2 separate regions of the Mus musculus genome follow, and region 2 is linked to region 1. Evidence: chromatin loops called from intact Hi-C (ENCODE). Cell type or tissue: left cerebral cortex. All regions are shown on one strand. Links, peaks and the distances in the headings refer to the core of each region. The heading gives the core; the rest is flanking DNA. Region 1 overlaps Gm51919 (a long non-coding RNA gene). Region 2 holds the start of Plcd3 (phospholipase C, delta 3).

Region 1 (8,326 bases), core at 206-8,205:
ATATTTTCAACTCTAAGAGAAACTGCCCCAGAGCCCCCATCCTCACTAGCTGAGTAGGAGAATTCTGCTTCTCAGCCTATCCAAAAGTAATGCTCTCTGTTTTTCTTTTCTTTCTAAAAAATTATTTATTCGTAGTGTTTTCATGAGTCTATGTATACCATGTTTGTGCCGGAACCCTCAGAGGCCAGAGGGTGTTAGATTCCTTGGAGTTAAAGGGAGCTGTGGACTGCCTGGCATGGGTGCTGGAAGCCCAGTGCGGTTCTGGAAGAGCAGTTAAGGGCTGAATCATCTCTCCAGGCCCCTCCCCCCGCTTTCGAGAGCCTCACTATGGTAGTGGTTATTATCTTTGGCTGGCCTGTAACTTAGAGACCCTCTTACCTCTGCTTCTTGAGTGCTAGGACTAAAGGCCTGGACTACCATGCCAGTCAACATTTAATTAATTAATCAATTAATTAGACAGAATCTCTTGTATCTCAGGTTGGTCTTGAACTTGCTATGTAGCTAAGAAAGACTTTACATTTTTGATTTTCCTTCTTCCTTGTTCCACATGCTGGCAGTACAGACATGTGATCCACCGTAGTATGGTATACGTGCCACCATGCCCAGTATATGCAATGGTGGGGCTCAAACCCAGGGCTTTCTGCGTGCTAGGCAAGCACTCTAATCCCTTGTTACATCTCCAGCTCCAGACATTGTTAGTTTCCTTCTAGTTGTCATTGCTTCCTCCTGTGTTTATTATTTTGGCACTGTGATAAATACACAAGAAAAACAACTTCAAGGGCAGAAATGACTTATTTTGGCTCACAGTTTCAGAGAGACCTCAGTCCATCATTCTTAGCTCTGTTGACTCTGGGTCTGTGGGAAGCAGGACGTTGTGGTGGTGGTGAGTGGTGGGGGTAGGCGGGCGCTGTTTACCTCACAGTGGGCAGGAAGCAGAAATGGAGGCAGAAACAGGATCTGGGTATAATCTTCAAAACATACACCTTGCAACGACTTGCCTTAGCTATAGAATTCACCTCCCAAAGCTGCTACTAAGCCGGGCCTGGTGGCGCACGCCTTTAATCCCGGCACTCGGGAGGCAGAGGCAGGCGGATTTCTGAGTTCGAGGACAGCCAAGGCTACACAGAGAAACCCTGTCTCGAAAAACAAACAAACAAACAAAAAAGCTGCTACTAATTCCAAAAGCATCCACCAAGAGGGACCAAGCCTCCACACAGGGGCCTCTGCAGACATTTCACCTGTAAACCGTAGCTATGGGGCTGGTGAAATGACTCTTGGGATAAGGTGCCGGCCCAACAGAGTGAGAAAAGAGAAGTGACTCTGCAGTTATCCTCTGGCTTCCGCCCCAGCACAGCATCATATACGCACATTCACATATATACCATGTACATACACACAGTAGTAATAAATACAAAGTAAATCCAGGCATGGCTTTGCACATTTTTATCCCAGTACTTGGGAAGCCAAAGTAAGGCATATCTCTTTGAGTTTGAGGGCTACAGCAAGATCTTGTCTAGAAACAAATGACAGTAAACCCAAACAAAAATCAGCAACACTTCATTTTCCTTTATTTATTTGTTTGTTTGTTTGCTTGTTGGTTTTTTGAGACAGGGTTTCTCTGTATAGCCCTGGCTGTCCTGGAACTCACTCTGTAGACCAGGCTGGCCTCGAACTCAGAAATCTGCCTGCCTCTGCCTCCTGAGTGCTGGGATTAAAGGTGTGTGCCACCACTGCCCGGCACACTTCATTTTCCTATGTAGTCCAGGCTGGCTTTGAACTCTCTGCCTTGCCTGAGCCTGTGAGTGTTGAGATCCACAGGCTGCTACTCCTGGCCTGGTTACTGTTTTCCTTCCCTTTCTAAAATTCAATCTGTTGGAAAGCCAGGTGTCACGGTATCCACTTGTCATCCCAGCCTTTCTTAGAGTGGAGGTAGGAGGATCAGAAGAGAAGGCTGGCCTCAGCTTCATAGTGGTTTGGAGATAGCCTAGACTGCATAAGACCTTGTCTCAAGGAAACCAAACTAAAACACAAACAAACAAACAAACAAACAAAGACACCCCCCCCAACCAGGTTAAAGGTCATGACCAAGTGCTTGAAACCCATCTTTTATTTTTCTCACGTCAGCTTCATTAGGATGAGGTTTCCATGTTTGTTTTGTCAGAGGCTTACTCGGTTAGCTCTTGGCTGGCCTGGAGTTCACTATGTAGAGCAGACATTCCTCAGAATCACAAAGATCTGCCTGTCTCTGCCTCCTAGGTGCTGGGATTAAGGACACCACTGCTACCACTATGTCAACTGTATTTTATGCATGAGAAATTGACTCTAAAGAAGTCACAATTAAAAAAAAAAAGTCAAAATAATCTTTCCCTCCTCCTTATCCTTGTCCCCTCTATTTTTCTTTTCCTCCCCTCTTTCCTCCTCTGCCCAGAAGTCTCTTAAATGCCAAGGACAAATTCTGTCACCTAAAGAATTTCTTTTAAGAGCCTGGCAGTGGTGGTACCTTTAGTCCCAACACTCAGGCAGAAGCAGGTAGATTTCTGAGCTCAAGGCCAGCCTGGTCTGTTCCAAGACAGCCAAGGCTACACAGAGAAAACCTATCTTGAAAAACCTAAAATAAATAAATAAATAAATAAATAAATAAATAAGATACATTTGAAAAAGAACACACTGTGAGCCTATTACAGGGTCTTGGCCTCCCTGTCCCCCAGTCCCGGTAGAAGTAAGGCCCCAGGAAGAAGAACACTGGATGGGTCTGGTGAGACAAATTCAGTAAGGGAATTTTATCCCAGGTAAACTGCTGATCCCAAAGAAGAACGAGGAGTCCCGCGATGTTGGGAAATGTTACTAAAAAGCACTGGTAGACCTGGACCTTTGCACAAGTCACCATAGATATTGGCACCTTTGGTGGTCCCAGACAAGCTCTGTCAGCCTTGCGTGCATCGGTGCATCGGGTAAATCTCCCGAAGGGAACTCAGAAAAGTTGTGGAAGGCCAGCAGAGAGCTGAACGTGGGTAGGCCAGTAGAGAGCTGAAAGTCCCTGCTTCGGAGACTGCAGGAAGACTGTATTGCCTGCCCCTCCTCCACCCCAGCACCTAGACCTGCTGTCAGCCCTTTCCCATGTCTACCCTGCCCCCTGGATCCCACAGAAGGAACTGGAGTCCAGGACTTAGCGTTTCTGAATAGGTCCCAGCAGGGCAAGCGTGGGATGGGCTGAAAACATGTTTGTTTTGAACGACTTAGATAGAGCTGCCCAGGAGGAGGAAAGGGAGGAGGGAGGACAGGGCGGAGGGAAGGGGAAGATTAATTTGCTACTTAGACTCTAGAGCCAGGAATTGAATGAAGCCTGCCCATGCCTCCTCCTCTGTCCTCCACTTGGCATCCTGTGAGGGGTTGGTGGCCTTGGGGCATCGGCTGTAGGGAGGGAAGTCATAGGAAAGGCTGGCAGCCTGAGAGCTGGAGGCCGGGTCCGGGGAGTGTCAGCGAGGCTACACACAGCTCCTGGGCCCTGGGTTCTGGAAGAAAATCCAATGGCTGACCCGCTCCAGGTTCCCATGGCGCTCAGTCAGGTTCTGCCAGTGTTGACTCAACAGCGCCACCTGCCGTCCGGGTCCGCACAGCCCGGGGACCCTGTCGGTGAGTCCTGGCCTGGGTCCTTGGCCACTCCAGCTGTCAGATCAGAAAATGTCGGCAGGCAGGAATGCTCTGAAGCGAGAGGACTCTGCCTTTCCGGCCACCTGTGCCCCTCATTCTACCGCGTGCTCCCGGGACACTGCTGGTTCTCGGCCAGCTCTGGAAGCGAAATAAACAATAACATCTCTAACTTTGGGAGATTCCTGGTTTGGATAGCTGTTTTGCTTTTTTTTTTTTTTTTTTTTTTTTTTTTTTTTTTTTTTTTTTGCCTGCAGACTTTGAGGCTAGAGTGGATTGAACTCAGGACTTCGCGCATGCTAGCAAGCACAGTACCGCTGTGCAGTCTCTTTAGCCTGACTGTCCTGGAGCTCACATTGTAGACCAGGCTGGCTTCAGTTCACAAGGCCTGCTTCACCATGTCAGGCTAGCTGTATTTTTACTTTTGAGATGGGTCTCACGAGTGGCTTGAATTTGCTCCACAGCTCGGGTAAACCTGAGACTTGGAGCTGTTCTGCTGGGATTCCAGACCTATGCTACTTGGATAATTTTTGTGTGTGGCAAAGCGTGTGTGTGTGTACAACATTTAGGAGTCTCTTCTCACCTACCAGGCTTCACACTTGCTGAGCCACCTTCCAGGCTCTTTCACCTTAATTGCCACCCCCCTCCCCGAAAGGCACAGTTTCTCTGTGAGCCCTGGATGTCATGGAATTTGCTCTTAGACCAGGCTGGTTTTGAACCGAAGAGACCCTCCTGCCTCTGCTCTCTGAGTGCTGAGGTTGAAGGTATGCACAGCTACCACCATCACCACCGGCATCACCACTGGAGTACTTAAAAAAAAAAAAAAAAATATATATATATATATATATATGTGTGTGTGTGTGTATGTATATATGTATATGTGTGTATATGTATATGTGTGTATATATGTATGTGTGTATATATGTATATGTGTGTGTATGTGTGTATATATATGTGTGTATATGTATATGTGTGTATATATGTATATTTATGTGTATATGTATGTGTGTATATATGTATATATATGTGTGTGTGTATGTATATGTGTGTATATGTATATGTGTGTATATATGTATATATATGTGTGTATATATATATATATGTATATATATATATATATATATTGTGTGTGTGTGTGTGTGTGTGTGTGTGTTTGTGTGTGTATGTGTGTGTGCATGTGTGCTGTTCTCTCTTTCCACCATGTGGGTCCCAGGGATTAAACTCAAGTCGGCAGGCTTGGCAGCAGGCACCCTTACTTCCTAAGGCCCTTACTTGAATTTTCTTTCCCTGAATCTAGAGCTCACTGATTGGCTGCACTGGCTAGATGATCAGCCTCAGAGATCCGGCTTCTCCTCCTCTCCAACTCTGGATTACAGGCGGACACTACGAATACTGTTTTTTTATTTTTTATTTTTTATTTTTGTAGTGAGTGTTGTGATCTGAACTCATACTTGGGTGGCTATTAGGATATGGAAGATTATAGAAAAGTTTTAAAAAATGATTTCGTTAAAATTTTGCCCTATTTGTTCTCTTTTATCTGTGTATTAAATATATTCTAAGACTTCTGAGGAGGAGGCCGGAGGGCCTGTGCTTAGCACTCACTAAAGGCCACTTAATCACCAGCCGGGCCTCGAGCACATGACCCTCGGCTGGCAAATACTGCAGTGGGCATTTATTTCCCAAGAGCTCTGTCTTGCATCAGCATGGCCTTTTCACCTTCAGGAACTTAACACTAACTTATCCAGTGGTACCCAGTGCTCGGCGAGTCTCTTTTCTCACAGACTCTTTATTTCCTCTGGTGCACCAGCTAGACTGGGATCAGATGTCCGTTCATCATGTCTGTCTTTTTCCTTTGATTTCTTTACTTATTTTGAGACGAGGGACTCGAGCGTTACCCTGGCTGGCCCCAGACTCTCAGAGATCTGCCTGCCTCTGCCTCCTGAGTGCTGTGATTAAAGGCACTTGCTTCCATGCCTGGCTTTCTCTTATTTGGGGCGTGTGAGTGTGAGCGCACATGCGTGTGCAGCGGCAGGTGTGCGTACCTGTGTGCTCGCATGTGTGTAGACATCAGAGGTCAGCCTTGGGAGTCCTTCCTCAAGAAATCTGCCTGCCTTAATTTTTGAGACAGGTTTCCACACTGGGGCCCCGCTGGCTGGCCAGAAACCCCAGAGGTCCTTCTGTTTGTTTGGGGTGGGGTGGGGGTTACAAGCCCAGGCCACCACTCCTGGATTCTCCTGGCTGTTGACTTGGGTCCCAGCGCCCCTGCCTCCCCCGCCCCTCGGGCCTGCCACTCAGCGCCCAGCCCTCTGTCCTCTGTTGTTTCTGACTCCACCTCCTGCCCAGACTCCCTCAGCAATGTTGCTCAGAGCTGGAAGATCTGGAATGGAGGCATTGTTTCTGTCAGTCATTTTTTCCCCTTTCCTCCTGTCCATGTGGTGGCGCCACTGTTTCTCCAGTACCTCACTGGTAACTGGGGCCAGTTCCCACCTCCCCTTGAAAACCAAAACCCCGGCTGGGCAGTGGTGGTGCACGCCTTTAATCCTAACACTTGGGAGGCAGTGGCAGGCAGATTTCTGAGTTTGAGGCCAGCCTGGTCTACAGAGTGAGTTCTGGGACAGCCAGGTCAACAAAGAGAAACCCTGTCTCAAAAAAACCAACCAAACAACAAACAAAAAACCCAAAACCCCACGTGTTCCCACCTTCTCTAGCCTTGGGCAGGCCCTCAACTGTTCTTGACTAGTTTTTGGTTTAAGAAAAAAAAAAAGGTGCTGGGGATGTCGGTAGAATGCTGGTCTATCTCCAGCACTGCATAAACTGGGGCATGGTGGCAGGCCTGGGTCAAAGAACTCCATCTTTAAACAAACAAACAAACAAACAAATAAACACATAAATACATAAATACATAAATAAATACATAAAATAGATAAATAAAATAAAGAAAGGAAAGAAAGAAGGCAGACGAGGGGAGTGTGTGCCTCGAGAGATGCTCATTGGTAAAGAGCATATATTGCCTTTCCAGAGGATCCAGATTTGGTTCTCAGTTCTGTAAATTAGGCTTCTTACAACCTCCAGTAATTCAAGCTCCAGGGATCTTACGCCCCCTTCTGGCCTCTGTTGGCACTGCACTCATGTGGCAACATGCATTAAAAAAAAAAAGGATTAGTTTTGAAAAAGAATTATTTTTATTTTATATGTATAGTGTTTTGCAGTTCCCTTGCAGACCGGAGGAAGGAATCACATCCCCTGGAATTGGAGTTACAGACAGTTATGAGTCACCATGCGGACACTCAGAACCAAGCACAGGTCTTCTGCAGGAACTGTGAGTGTTCTTAGCCTCTGTGTCACCTCTTCATCACCCCCTATAGGTAAACAAGCAAGTAAGTAAGTAAGTAAATAAATAAATAAATAAATATTTTAATTTTACAAAGAAAATGAGAAAAACTTCCAAATGATCCTAAAGATTTCTGATAACTCAGGCACCAGGAGATCTGACATTCCCTTCTGGCTTTTATGGGCATGCACAGAAGTAGCATACATTATTCACACACACATACATGTGAACAAAACTAATATTTAAAAAAACTTTAAAACAGGGTAGAGCGATTGTCAGTGGTTAAGACCACTAACTGTTCTTCCAGAGGTCCTGAGTTCAAATCCCAGCAACCACATGGTGGCTCACAACCATCTGTAATGGGATCTGATGCTCTCTTCTGTTGTGTCTGAAGACAGCGACAGTGTACTCATATACATAAAATAAATAAATAAATCATTAAAATAAAATCTCTAAAACCCCCTCCCCACCTGTATCTTTTTTGGAGCAGAGATCTCACTATGTAGTCCTGGCTGGCCCAGAACTCTCTCTCTCTCTGTGAACCAGGTGGGCCTTGAGCTCACAAAGATCCTCCTGCCCCTGCCTCCCTAGTACTTGCTTCCTGAGCACTGAGACTAAAGGTGTGTGTAGCCACAGCTGGTCTGATCACTGTTTATACAACGACACTTATCCAAACCTTGCTCTCCCTCTTTGCTCTATCCTCTTACTCTGGTCACCTGGCTGTCCTAGAACTCAATTTGTAGACCAGGCTCCTTGAACAGAGCTCCACCCGCTTCTGCCTCCCAAGTGCTGGGACTTAAGGCACACACCACCACCACCACCACCACCACCACCACCACCACCACCACCTCTGGGCTTCAAATGCCTTTTTTACCATGAAGTCTTCCCAACCTCCCGGTGTACTCTGCTTTTACAGCAAGGCAGGGAAGGTACCACTCTTGGTTCTCCCAAGTGTATCCTTCCCCATGAATAAGTAGTCCCTTGGGCATCCCGCTTCACCGGCTAGACCACCAGTGTCCAACAGAATTTACTCATTGGTTTTCTTGGGGGTCGGGGGAGGGCTGGATCCCATATTGTTAGCTCAGGTTAGCCTTAAGTTCATTATGTAACTCAAGATGATCTTAAACTCTGCATCCTCCTGCCTCCATCTCCCAAGTACCCAGATTCCAGGCCCTTCGGGCTCCAGCAGAAGTTCCTTGGATGATGGAAGTGGTTTGTATCTGTCCCTTCCAGTATGGTACCACTAACCCCAGGGGCTACTGAGCTCTTGAAATGTAGCATGGTCTGACTGAAGAACTGAATCTCAAATTTTTATTTCATTTGAATACTTCATATTTCAATAGCCCG
Region 2 (8,326 bases), core at 36-8,035, 57 kb before region 1:
TTCCTTACAACACTCTGTGTGGTCACTCAGCAGTCACTCAGCCAGTGGCAGGGAGGGCACGATGACATGCTGGTAAGTCCATAGTTTCAGGATGAGCTCCACAGGGCTCCCGTGCAGCCTCGCTCAGCTGACACACACTCAGTTGGGCGCTCCCGTAATTATGTGTCCACAAGTCTCTTCTTATTACACTGTGTACCTCTAGGGCAAGCCTCAGTTGTCCTGCTTGGTGGCCTCGGCCCCTGGCCTAGTGCTGTGGCCACTGACGGGGGCTCAGCAAATGGCCCCAGGTGTGGGAAGCTTCCTTTCTGTCCCCAGCAGCATCCACGACCCCCAGGGGCCAACGGCTCAGGCTGCTTCTCCCGAGAGCCCTGTCCTGCCTCCGTGGCAGATCATCTTACACAGCCAACCCCACTAGTGCCACCTCTAGCCAGAGACGGCTGACTTCATATTAGACAGCCACCACCCTGTCTCCTCCTCGTGCCTGTGCGTCCTCCTCTTCTGTGCCTCTCTCACCTGAACCCCAACACCTCTTCACGAGCTACTCCCTGCCTCCTTTCAGCCCTATTTGACCACCCTATTATCCATCTGCTCCTCTAACTCAGCCAGTGGATTTTCTGGGACCCTTAGCACCACCCAAACTTCAGAGAAACTCTAAGGTGTCTGTCTACCTCTCTCCTCTTCACATGAGCTTCCATCCAGCTCTGGGGTTCAGTGGGGTCCTCTCTGCCTCCCCAGCATCACAGTCCGCTCCTCCCTCCCTGACTCTTTCCCTCAAGGTCCGTCTTCTGACAGCAGTACTGAGCTGTTTAGCTCTCTTTGGACAGGCCCGCGTGTGCTGTGTTTGTTGTTGTATGGTAGGTAAATATTGACTTCTTGAATGACTGGACCGGAGAAGGATGAAGAGCTGCCCCAGGCACAATGCTCATGGTGAGGACATCCAATACATTCTGGTGGAATGAGGAAGAGGAGGGCACAGCTGAGAGGGAAGCCGGGGAGGCTGGCATCTGGGACCCCTGAGTTCTGTCACCAGGTTGACAGTCCTGAGAAACCACTTCAGTTTCCTGCACTTCACAGTTTATAAAATGCTCCTTGTTCAAGCCCAGGGAGTCCCATTTTGCCGAGACTCTGAGCGTGTAGGTTGGGATGGCACACAGTCTGAGTGGCCCCGACTAGATTCTTTGATGTCTGAGTCAGTTTCCTCCTCTGTGAAATGGGGTGCAGGACACCTACCTCAGGAAGGTGAGCTTAGCACCACACCTGCAAACCACAGCGGTATTGAGCCGACTCGAGGGCTCCTTGAAGACTAGTGACTTCCCTCTCACCTCTGAAATAGGAAGCTGGACTGTTTCGCACCATTGCCCCGGGTCTTGCCAGGGCTTTGTTACTGCTGGCAGAGAAGACCTGAGGGTTACAGGGCTGGCTTGGGTGTCTAGAATCTCGCAGAGGCCATCTGTAAACAGCCCCTCAGGATCAAGAACAGCAGGTGCTGTAAGATGCCCACAGACCTCAAGTAGCACTTGGGAGATGAATGTACGTACCTCCGCGTGCGCGTGCCTCTGCCTCCCGAGTGCTGGGATTAAAGGCGCGCGCCACCACTGCCTGGCATTGTATTTTTTTTTTTTTTTTTGAAACAGAGTCTCATAGACCCCAGACTCATACACACACACACACACACACACACACACACTTTACTTTGTAGCAGAGAATGACCTTGAACTCCTGATCCTCCTACTGACACCTCGCCAGTGCTGGGAGATTAACAACAGTAAGTCGTTGTGATACTGGGGATCTAACCCAGAGCTAAGAGCTCTACCGATTGAGCTACATCCCCAACCTAACTCCAAGCTTTATCTCTCAGTCCATTCTCCTCACTCTCCAGCAACCCTATCCATGCCCCGAGTCCCAAATTCTCACCCCAGCACGGCCCCGCGAGCGCCTCCCGGTGAGAATGCACCGGGGGCATCCAAGCCTTCTAAAACAGCCTGGAAGTCTGATGACCCCAGGTGTGAACCCCAACTGGAACAGTGCTGGTGCTCCTGGTCAGATCCTCCCCAATTCCAAGCACCCTGGCAAACCAGGTGGCCCGTACACCCCGCTCCGTCCAGGTTGTCCCTAGAGACAGTGCGCGCCCACCCGGACCCATCCTTGTGTGTCACTGACCCATCTTCTTCAGTGCCCGTAGCCCAGGCCTTTTGGTGCTGCTGTCCGACGACGCGGGCGAGGGCGGGAACGCGAGGGGCGCTGCGACCTGGGCGGACACCCGGGATTCCTCCGGCGAGCGGCGACTCCTTTTCCAGCCACCGCACAGCATGGTCTCGAAGGGCCCAGGGCCAGGCCCGGGATCTGTGCGTGAGAACCGGGCAACGGGAACACAGCCCGCGGCGCGGTCCGGAGCTAAGAAACTTAGCGGCGCCCTAGGAGTCAGGAGGAGGAGACCTCGGGAGGAGGGAGAGAGGGAGGGACGAGGTGGAGGTGGGCGGAGCGAGGCCGAACTTAGGCGGTGCGAGGCGCCTGCGGGACCCCAGGCCTGGAGCTGCGCGCCCTGGTGTCTACGCGTTCGCCCCTACTAGTGAGTCGGTCTTTCCATTTCCTTAGAGGTCCCCGGATCTCCTTTCTACCATTGGCCAGAGTCCCTGTTGAAGGGAATTGAATTTCCCGGAGGGATAGGTTTGTCCTCCGGCGCAGACACATTTTTTCTGGGAACTCAGGACCCTAGTCCATCCACCTTAGCCGGGTCCCTTAGGGAGCCAGACAAGGGACAGATCTATAGGAGATCGTCCCGGGCCACAGGGTCCTAGTACGGAGGAAACCCATAGAATTCTGAAGCAGAGCTGCGCAGGAATGGGGACGAGAGGCTCGGGCAGTGACGTCATGAATTAATCTCCGGGCTCGGGGCCAATAGCCAGTCCTCAAAGGTGGATGCCTTGCGGCCAACCGATCTGAAGACTAAGATGAGACTAAGTTTAGAGTTCCAGAAGCTTGGTACCCCAGAGCGACACTCCATCCTTGGTCAAGGGATCTGCACAACACTCTGCCAAGGTGTTGATGACGTCAGCCAAGGAAAACCTCCTTGTACGGGTGCCGGTGTAGTGTTAGACGTACCCTTGTGAATGCGAAAGGGTGGAGTGTGCATGTGGCTTTCAAGCACGAGCTTTGGATAGGGGCAGCGAGCTGGTCGAATATTGTCACTTGGACGCGACCTACAGCCAGGCTTCCCACGCTAAAAGTAGCGAGTTTCGGGTCCTAGAATCTCCATCTACTTGTCCCGCTGTATTCTTTCCTCATTTATCCAAGTCCCGACAATTCTTCATACTAGCTTAAGTCCCCATCACCACTGCGATCTTAAATTTGCTTACTATTTGTCAAACCTTCGCCTCTGCTTGATCTCTTGATTCCTTCCAGGAGTGTTCCTTTTTTTTGTTGTTATTTTTCTGGTTCACTCTTACTTTTTCCAAAACTCAGCTCCAGTGTCCTTTCTGCGGAACGCCGGGCTCCAGGACTCTCCTCTATTGCCAGCGTAGACGTGTTCCAAGAGCTGAGTCGAGGTGCCTCGGACAGGCGGAGCCCGCATCAATCAACCCACTCCCGTGGGTTTCCACCAGGGGGCGCGAGGACTCTGCGACCATCAGTGTGTCCACCGGGAGGCGCTGCAGCCCGCCTCGGGCTGTCGCGCGGTGCGGAGTGCCACCCATAAATTAGCCCCGCCTGGCTGGGCGAGGCAGGATAGCATTATTTGCATAATCTTGAAAGAGCCTTCCTTACTGGTTAGGGTATAAAAGACCAATACGAAACGGTGCCTCTGGTTGGCTTTTCTCCTAGCTCTGTATCCCGCCCTATCCCTGCCCCTCTGGAACAAGAGGTCAATCGGAAGCCTCTGGTGAGTGATGAGAAGAGGACCCTGGTGTCCTGGCAGTGGGCGCCTAGGGGTGAGTGAGAGGCTGGGGCGCGGGGAGCCAGGGTTGAAGGCTGTTCGTCCCATCCTGACTCCTCCTCGTTCGCTGATTCGCCTGTTCAGGAATTGGAAATGGGTGTCTAGAGAGGTGCATCCGGGGACGTACGTGGCTCTGAGACCCTTGCCACCTGCCTCCCCTCCCACTCATGGCCAAGTTGGTGGTCCTCGCCACCCTGGCCTCATTGGCGCTGCCTTGAGGTAGGAGAAGGAGCCTTCTCAGCTCAACTTCTGGCCTCCTGGGATAGCGATCCGTTCTTAGGACTAAGTTTGCCCCTCTGGGAACCGGTCCGGTGGCTTACTTAGGATGCCACCGTGGACCATGAAGCCTGGTCACATTGACACTCACTCTTGCAGAGTCGCTTCAAAGTAGGGCTCCAGAGCTCGAAGCAGCATGGGTACCGAGAAGGAAGAGCCCGACTGTCAAAAACAGTTCCAGGCAGCAGTCAGCGTCATTCAGAACCTGCCTAAGAATGGTGAGCCTGTACAGATCAGCATTTTAGGGTTCACGATGGTTGGGCTCCGACCCCGAGATGAGATGAAACTGGGCCTGTACCCTGCAAATGTTGACAAACAAGTTCCTCCCTAGGCTGTGGTGGGGTCCCCTCTGCTTCCTGTCTTAGATGCTATGAGTGAAATCCGGGGCCACCTTTGCCCTTCCAAGGTGCAGCCTCCTCCCTTTTGGACCTGGGGCTGATGAGGTACCCTCCCCTTCCCAACCCTCTGCTCAGGCTCTTACCGCCCCTCCTATGAAGAGATGCTGCGATTCTACAGCTACTACAAGCAGGCTACCATGGGGCCCTGCCTGGTCCCCCGGCCTGGGTTCTGGGACCCCATTGGACGTTACAAGTGGTGAGCTCCCCTCCTGCAGGGTACAAATGCCTCATCTGTCACCCAGACTTCTCATGGACCTCTGCCTCCTAGGGATGCCTGGAACAGGCAAGATGAGCAGGGAGGAAGCCATGTCTGCCTACATCTCTGAGATGAAGCTGGTGGCACAGAAGGTAGTGAGGGCTGTGGTGCTCTGTCCCTAAGGGTGGCTTGCCCCTCAGTCTTCCAGGGATGTGCTTCCATGTTTTCTATCCATTGATTTTTTTTTGGAAATCCCTTTTCTGTTGCCCTTAACCCCCAATTCTGTTTGATCCTGACTGATACGAGGTGGAAGTGTATGGAAAGGAGGTAGTTCGGGGCAAAGCTGGAGAGGGGGTTTGTGGGTGGTAACGGGCGGGACCAGCTTGCTCCATTAGAACCCCTTCCTGCACAGGTGATCGACACAGTGCCCCTGGGCGAGGTGGCAGAGGATATGTTTGGTTATTTCGAGCCCCTGTACCAGGTGATCCCTGACATGCCGAGGCCCCCAGAAACCTTCTTGAGAAGGGCCACAGGTCAGATCTCCAGAATGGGAGCCCTGATAACAATAGAGTGAACTGTCTCGGGTCTAGGCTGTTGGGTGGTTGTCAGCTGTAGGGCAGCAGGAACCAAGAGCTGTAGGTGTGGTTTCTGTGCGGACCTGAGTCGGTGCCCCTGTTATCAGCCAGTATGCATGACTAATGGGGACAAGGGACTTTCTCTCACTGGAAGATGCCAGCTTCTTCCCTGCCCCACCTTTGAGTCTGAGTGCTGTGTCTTGACAGGTTGGAAGGAGCCGTTGGTGCAGAGAGAGGATCAGGCGGCTCCAGAGCCTTCTTGTGTCCCCAAGGAGCCAGTGCCTCCAAGTCCAGGTTTGCTGCTGAGCGGGAGGGATACAGGACCATACCTAGACTGGGAAGGGACACTTGCAGGGGAGGAGAAGCTGGATGCCATGCTGTCCCCTTCGTATCGCATGCCCAGGGACACTGAGACTTCCTGTGCTCTCAGAGGCCAAGGGGAAGCTCTGAGACTCTCTGCAGGGTCTCATATCTTGGTCCCATCGTACCTGCTATGGAAGAACTCTGGGTCTCCTGAGGAAGGACTTGGTACTCGGTGGCCCACTCTCCCCCCTCCTCCCAAAGGCAGGGAGTGCCCCCCCCCCTGCCCCGCCAGCCCCAAGTGCAGCTGTCCTTCCTACAAGCCTTCCTTTCCTTTTCTCTCTTCCAGAGTCCCGGCCACCCAGAGACCTGGACCTGGAGGTTTTCTGTGACTCCGTGGAACAGCTAGAGCCAGAGTTGGTGAGACTGCCTGTCTTGTCCCCCGTTGCTGCTGAGCCCGAGTTGTGCCACCTCCCCCCTGGGATCTGGGACTCCTCAGCTCAGCAGGTTTGGGCAGAGCAGAAGGAAGCAGCTGGCAGAGAGCTGACCACCAGGAGCAGCCCCGAGTCCACTGGGGAGAAGGGTGAGAGCTTCCTACCCTGACCTCGTTCTTAGGACCCTAGGCTTTCCCTGGGCTCCCAGTCAGGACAAAGGTTAAAGTCGAATGGGGCCGCTGGAGAGCAGCCCGGGAGGGCTACCCAGCAGCCAAATGCCTGCCTGGAGCAAAATTCCAGTGCTGGCACTTCCTGAGATCGCTGGCCTCTGCACCCTCAGCGAAGCCAGGCGACTTGTAGACGGGTATATGGCACTGGGAAGTTGCTCTTTCTCTCTGCCTGCCATTTGGAATTCTCAGGGGAAGACAGTGAGCTAGCTCTGTTTGCCTTGTGCTTGTCTAGAACTTATTGTGTGCTAAATCTCCAAAGGGGTACCTTTCCTAAGTAGTTCCTCTGAGCAGATAGGGTGTGAGGAAGACACCATCTTTAGGAGCTAAGACAAGGCCAGAGAGATGAATGGTTTGCCCAGAGTCACACAGCCACACACCCAGTGGCCACACTCCAATGCCTGCTTACTGTCCTGTGCCAGGCCTGCTCAAGGTCCCAGTGCGGGGTGGGAAAAGGGCATTTTTACCCTCGCTGGAGCTGCCCCAGATCGTGCATCTTGACTCCTGAGTCCTTTCCCTGTGTTTCTGTGCTCCACAGAGGGGTTGGGAGGCGGCCTGATAGGCCCACAGGAGTTGGACACATGGCTGGTGGGGACAGTCCGGGCCATGCAGGAAAGCATGAAGGACGTTCACAGGAGGCTACAGAGCCTGGAGAGCAAGCCCCAGCCACTCAAGCAGGTGAGTCCTTCCTTCATGTCAAGAGTGGAGATTACCTCAGAAGTCTACTCTTGGTTCCTCAGCCAGCTGCTTCTGGCTTGGGCCCCGTGACTCCCAACTGTCCACTGCTTTGTGCAGAGAATAGTGAGACCTCTATTTTAATTAATTAATTACTGTAATTAATTAATTAGTTTTTTTTTTCCAAGACAGGGTTTCTCTGTGTAGCCTTGGCTGGCCTGGAGCTCCCTTTGTAGACCAGGTTGGCTTTGAACTCAGAGATCCTTCTGCCTCTGCCCGAAAAGTGCTGGGTGGGGTTAAAGCCACCCAGTGGGAGTGTTTACGCCCTGAGGGAGTGTGGGAAGGGCATGCTAGGAGTGGAGGACCAATCCCTCTCTGCCTGGCCGCCTACTGGCTTGCTACTAATTTGCTGATATTCTCTCCCACCCACCCCACCCCTTCCACCTCCCTTCATTCCTTTTCTCCTCCCCCCACCCCCGTGTGGCCTACAGGCTTGGCTTTTGTCTATTTGCTTGTGGCAAGACAAAGGCTTAAAATGTATAATCTTCTAGCCCCAGCCTCCCAAGCGCTGGGATTATAGGTGTCCACCACCACACCTGGCTTTATTTCCCTCTCACAGAAGGGGAAACAGAGGTGTGAGAAGTTAGCTTACCAGAGGGCACATAACATGGAAGACCTTTCCTGAACTGCTTTCATGGTGCCCAGTACCCAGTGGTCTCCTCAAATGGGCTCTCTTGCTATCTCTATGACGGCTAAACAGCAAGGGATGGAGCACAGGTGGCCCCAAGTCAGCTGGTGCCCACCCTAGAGAGAAGCCTGGTGTGGTTATACCAGGAATGGGCCTAGCTGCTCTACTTGGGGATCCCTGGTGTGACTCTTTAACCCACTGGGTATGGTGGATCTGAGCCCTGGTGACAAGGATTTCAACACTGCCACCTTTCCCCTCAGAGCATTCTTCAACGATCCCCCCCCCCTTTACCTTTTACCCACTTGAAATGCAAAGGATTCCCTACCCCCACCTCCACCCCAATACTAGGGATTCCTAATCAAGGAAGGATAGTCAGCCCCGTCTTTCTGTTTGAGACAAGGTCTTACTAAATTGCCCAGTTGAAATTATAATCTGTTTTATAGATTATAAAATATCTGGGCTTGGGCTGGGGGTATAGTTCAGCAATAGGGCATTTCCCTAGGAAGCATACGGCTCTTGACTCAATCTCTGACCCCACCAAAGGGGGGAGGGAGTTTAAACCCAGCATTACTAAGTAACTGAAATCACAGGCCAGTGACATCAGTCCTGGCTAAAATAGGGGGCAG

What was found. A loop is a pair of places that touch in the nucleus more often than their neighbours do. Peaks named below come from ENCODE experiments on the same cell type or tissue, not always from the same donor. Only the 100,000 strongest peaks of a DNase experiment are listed, where the experiment ranks them.
Region 2: a loop joins it to region 1, with 11 times the contacts of the local background. A loop is called at or near these places in 34 of 42 quality-filtered maps.

The regions. Positions count from the first base shown.
Region 1 is chr11:103,155,592-103,163,917 of GRCm38, forward strand. Gm51919 (a long non-coding RNA gene) reads right to left here. Exons shown (of 3, transcript XR_003949776.1): 3 at 6,808-7,007. Among named protein-coding and RNA genes, the nearest start is that of Gm51919, 11 kb to the right of the region's middle. In left cerebral cortex, for the core only: CTCF peaks have their summits at 3,624 (motif pointing left), 6,087 and 6,754 (motif pointing left); DNase peaks (open chromatin) are centred at 3,171 and 3,594; H3K4me3 peaks cover 410 bases; H3K27ac peaks cover 506 bases.
Region 2 is chr11:103,099,220-103,107,545 of GRCm38, forward strand. It overlaps Plcd3 (phospholipase C, delta 3), which reads right to left and starts at 2,439. Exons shown (of 15, transcript NM_152813.3): 1 at 2,161-2,439. The coding sequence starts at 2,311. It overlaps Acbd4 (acyl-Coenzyme A binding domain containing 4), which reads left to right and starts at 2,469. Exons shown (of 11, transcript NM_025988.2): 1 at 2,469-2,569; 2 at 3,463-3,877; 3 at 4,307-4,425; 4 at 4,681-4,801; 5 at 4,874-4,887; 6 at 4,889-4,953; 7 at 5,214-5,334; 8 at 5,584-5,670; 9 at 6,026-6,259; 10 at 6,876-7,015. The coding sequence starts at 4,344. In left cerebral cortex, for the core only: a CTCF peak has its summit at 3,631 (motif pointing right); DNase peaks (open chromatin) are centred at 2,504, 3,002, 3,676 and 4,440; H3K4me3 peaks cover 3,143 bases; H3K27ac peaks cover 2,526 bases.